2 separate regions of the Homo sapiens genome follow, and region 2 is linked to region 1. Evidence: chromatin loops called from intact Hi-C (ENCODE). Cell type or tissue: HCT116. All regions are shown on one strand.

The links. Hi-C counts contacts between places; a loop is a spot of excess contacts. Peaks named below come from ENCODE experiments on the same cell type or tissue, not always from the same donor. Only the 100,000 strongest peaks of a DNase experiment are listed, where the experiment ranks them.
Region 2: it touches region 1 in a loop (10-fold over the local background); 2 of 110 quality-filtered maps call a loop at or near these places.

The regions. Positions count from the first base shown.
Region 1 is chr3:132,729,874-132,732,373 of GRCh38, reverse strand. The region is part of intron 2 of NPHP3-AS1 (NPHP3 antisense RNA 1); the gene reads right to left. Among named protein-coding and RNA genes, the nearest start is that of NPHP3-ACAD11, 8.7 kb to the right of the region's middle. In HCT116, a CTCF peak has its summit at 1,100; a DNase peak (open chromatin) is centred at 1,066; H3K27me3 peaks cover 1,876 bases.
Region 2 is chr3:134,299,308-134,301,807 of GRCh38, reverse strand. No RefSeq gene overlaps it. Among named protein-coding and RNA genes, the nearest start is that of LINC02004, 13 kb to the left of the region's middle. In HCT116, a CTCF peak has its summit at 1,104; no DNase peak of the experiment used is centred here.

The sequences.
Region 1 (2,500 bases):
ATAATTTAAGTTTTCTAAAAGGCCAGTGAAGTTTTATATCTGCAAGGGACTGTGAGGTCTAGCAGCACATTTAAAGAGTATTATCTGATATTTGGTAAAAGGTTTAATCAGGTTTACTTCCACTTTAATGGAGGTGGCTGTATGTATTTTACTAATGTATATGGAAGACCACAAATGGTTTGGCAAAGCTAGCAATAAACCATAAAATGTGTTGATCATTAGTACCACTTTAGAAAAAACTTGTTGGATCTGTATTTTTAGAATCTCAGTAGTTTCATTCTCATTCTGCAGTTGTTCCATTTGCTCCTTCTGTTTTAAATTTAAATACATTTTAACTCCCTTGAAAGAAGTAAATGAGTCCATTGTGAAATTCCAAAAATCTCTGCCTAAGAGATGTATGGGAGCCCAAGGAACAAGCAGAAGGGAATGAGTTCATATAAGAGAGAAGATGAAAGAACAGGGGTAGACAAGGAGGAGCCATGGGGAAGAAAGGGAGAGAGCCTTCTAAGTATTTTTCAACTAATGTACAATGGTTTGAATGGTTTTAAATATCCTTTTGTTTACCTCTTGAATGGAGGCATTTTTTTTTTTCAAAGAATTTCTTTTAGAAGCTTCTAGGTGCTGTTGGAAGTAAGTCTCCCATTCAATCTGGCTCCAAAACCAACTTTTTCCATTTGTGTGCACAGATAAATTATTTTAGGCATTTTCAAAACATCCCCATTTTGGCCACTGCTGCTGATGACCATCCTGGGTTAGATGGGTCCACTTATCCAAGTACTTGCAAGTAAAACAACATGAAACCAGCTAGTGTCAACAGAGGTGGTATACCTTCAGTCTGGATGCATTTTCCTGGCTGCTTTGAGCAAGACAAGCTCTATAAGGGGTCAGGTGTGCTGACTATGAATCTTTCCTCTGGGGATTTCATACAATGGGCTGAAAAGAGTTCTTATGTGTCTTGGACTCCCAAGTCACCTCCAAAGAAGGGTCGGGATGCTCGGGGCAAGAGATGATCAGTCCTTCTAAAGCCTACAAGCTGAGCAAAAAGTGAACAGTTTGGCCAGAGGGAGTAAATGTCTCATCTTTGGAGCAAGAGTGCCCTCATGTGATTGAGAAGGAGAAAACTAAGGAAAGATTGTCTCACCTAGCCTCCAGGGAAACAATTCACTGAGCTCCTATTTTATTCTGCCCTAAAATTCCCAATAAAACCCTTCCCTTGAATTGGTAGCAGTAACTCTTGTGCTGAAAGAGTCATTGTACCTCCTGGCCAGGGAGGAAACTAGCTTCAATAAACCAGAACTTCAGCCAAGATGTGAGGGTTCCAGGAGGAACCCATCTGTAGCACCCAGCAGGAGCATTTAAATTTGGGAACACAATAGGTTCATTACTGGTACATGCATAATGGTCAAAAGCCACATTGGATGATCCAGGGAAGTTGCTCTGGAATCCTGCTGATTATAACAGAATGTTGACTGAAATTAAGGTTCTTAAGGCAGAAATAATTTGATAAAGTTACTTTGGAAGCCAAATGTGAGGATCAACCCAGGAAGACACACCAACAAAATTGGGAGGGTTCCAGAGTCCGTTACAAGTTAGAAGGCTTTTGTAGGAAAATTTAGGAGAAGGGAGGGGGACTACTCATAGGAGTTGTCCTTTTTCATTGGCGAGTACAATATAAAAGTTACAATAATTGGATACAGATTGCAACATATAGGCTAAAATGTCTATGTACAAGACAACCAGTAAAACTTTGTAATTTGAAAACAAATCAGCATCCTTTTCAGTGTCAGTAGGGTATGTCTTTATTAGTACATTAACAATTAGAGGAACTCATAAGGTTCATTACTGAGGGACAGGATGTCACCATGAATTATAAGACCTTCCCAAGGTGGGTTAATTTGGAAGCCTGTTTACTTTTAAACTGTCAAATGTTACAGTCAAATGTTAAACTGTCAAATGTTGTAGCTTATCACACCTTACACCTGTTAGACTGGTTATTATAAAAAAAAAAAAAAGATGAAAGATAAGTGTTGGCAAGGATGTGGAGAAAAGGAAACCTTTGCACACTGTTTGTAGGAATTAGTACAACCATTATGGAAACAATACGGAGGTTCCTCAAAAAACTAAAAACTTAACTACCATTGGATGATCCAGCCATCCCACCAAGGGGTATATACCTAAAAGAAATGAAATCAGTGTGTTGAAGAGATATCTACACTTCCATGTTCATTGCAAAATTATTCGCAATGGCCAAGATATAGAATCAACTTAAGTGTCCATTAACAAATGCATGGATACAGAAAATTTAATATATATATATATCTCCAATGGGACAGTATTCAGCCTTTAAAGAAGAAAATCCTGCCATTTGCAACAACATAAATGAAACTGGAGGACATTACACTAAGTGAAATAAGCCAGACACAGAAAGACAAATGCCATATGATCTCACTTACATGTGGAATTTAAAAGAGGACTCACAGAAGCAGAGAGTAGAATGGTG
Region 2 (2,500 bases), 1.6 Mb before region 1:
CTAAATGAAGGAGCGTGGCTGTGTTCCATTAACACTTTTATCTACAGCACAGGTAGCCAGCCCATAATTTGCCAACTCCTGGTCTAAGACAAATTCCACAGGAGGACACTTCAGATATGGCACAGAAATCCGCTCTGCAGCCACACTTGGAGGCAGCTGCGTAGCAGGATATTTGAGCCAGAGGTCACATTCCTGGCTCCCCATGGCCTCCAAGTAGCTTGAGGGGGATCCAGAATTTCCTATGTCCCATGCAAAGGGGACACAAAGGTGCTTTATCAGATATGATTAGGTTTGGCTTTATAGTAGCCTAAAAACCCAGTTTAATGGTGGCTTAGAACGTACACATGATGGATTTTCTCATGTAAAATCCTGGAGGTGGCCCATGCAGTGCCGGTAAAGTGTGAGAGACCCTTGCGTGTCTGAGCTTTCCTCTCCGCCATTCCTAAGTGTGGCCTTCGTCCACATGGTCCAAGCTGGCTGCTGGGGTGCTGCCATCATGTCCACCACATCCAGCCCCCAGGAAGAGGTAAGCAGAGGAAGGCACCCCTCTCCACCTCTTATTAAAGACCCTACGGCGGGGCGTGGTGGCTCATACCTGTAATCCCAGCACTTTGGGAGGCCGAGGAGGGTGGATCACGAGGTTAGGGAATCGAGGCCATCCTGGCTAACACGGTGAAACACCGTCTCTACTAAAAATACAAAAAATTAGCCAGGCGTGGTGGCAGGCACTTGTAGTCCCAGCTACTGGGGAGGCTGAGGCAGGAGAATGGGGTGAACCCGGGAGGCGGAGCTTGCAGTGAGCCGAGATAGCACCACCGCACTCCAGCCTGGGCGACAGAACAAGGCTTCATCTCAAAAAAAAAAAAAAAAAAAAAAAGACCCTCCCCGCCCCCCCGAAACTGTACACATTTATCTACTTGTATCCCATTGGTTAAAACTTAGCTGACAATACCCAGCTGGAAAAGAAGTGGGGATATGTAGTCTTCAGCTACAAATTGGGTGTTAATTGGAAGGACAGATACAGAAGGACAACTGTCTCTGTTGCTGAGAGGGCCTGTGGAGTGGCGGAGTCCCAGGGATGGCCAGAAGTGCCCACTTGCAGGGACTTGGCTGCTCCAGCAGAGGAGCCAGTGCACAGGGCCAGCTTCATGGACCTGCGCAACTGCATAGGCCTCAGGCTCAGAAGGGCCCATGCTTGGTTTTAGTAAGTAAAATTCCTACTAATGATATAAAATTGTATTTTTTCTTTACTTAGAATGACATTAAACAGCAAATAGAAAACACCACAAAAGGCCGGGCACGGTGGCTCACACCTGTAATCCCAGCACTTTGGGAGGCTGAGGTGGGTGGATCACTTGAGGTCAGGAGTTCGAGACCAGTGTGGCCAACATGATAAAACCCCCTCTCTTCTAAAAATACAAAAATTAGCCAGGTGTGGTGGCGAGCACCTGTAATCCCAGCTACTTGAGAGGCTGAGGCAGGAGAATCGCTTGAACCCAGGAGGCGGAGGTTGTAGTGAGCCAATATCATGCCACTGCACTCCAGCCTCCAGGAGGTGACAGAGCGAGACTCCATCTCAACAACTAAAAAAGAAAACACCACAACAAATCAAGAGAGAAAAACCAGAAGAAAGGAAAATGTTTTATATTTTAGGTTCTTTAGTAGTACTTTTTTCCTGCCTTTTGAATGAGAGATTCTACATTTTTATTTTGCATAGGGCCCTGCAAATGATGTAGCCAACTTGGCAGCACATTATCGCAGGATGCCACATGGAACAGTCATACCTCTCAGGTCCACTGCCAGGAGCAGATGCCCCTCTCTTCAGTGGGAACAGCAAAGGGCCAGAGGACCCAGGTATATGAAGGCCCCCCCACCCACCACCCAACTTCAGGGATACAGTAAGGGCCCTCATTTACCCAGATACACAGAAGGCATCTTGGGGAGAAGAAGGGAGATCAGACAGAGCTCAGAAAGACAGATCTTGGAGACACTGAATTTTCTGAGTCTATGGAAAGCAGCCACATGAGGGAGTTCAACTCCAAAAGGTCTGAGTATTCAGTCTGAAAGGAGACTGAAAGGAGAAAAGACGTGTGTATTGTTCAAGGCAAACCTTGGCTTCCCCAGTACACAATAGTGTGGGGCTGGTAAAGAAGATCCTAATCTTCCTGGCAGATCTGAATGGGGCATGCACATTTGCACACCTGCTATCCTCAGATCCAAATCACTTTCTGTCTGAAATATCATTCTTCCTGTTCCTGCTTCCCTCATTCCACCCCTACTCTTGTAACCCTTGGACATCTGGCTAACTTCTCGCCTTTCTACAGTTAGTTCAGGCTCTCTTCTCCCAGGAAGCCTTCCCTGACACCCCCACTTTCACTTTTCCCTCCTCTGAGTACTCACTGCAACCTGCACACACCCAATTTCAGAGGAGGAGTTTGAGTGACAGCAGGGCTTGCACTGGCCATGGAGCCACAGGCCTGGAGTGGAGGCCTTCCTGCTT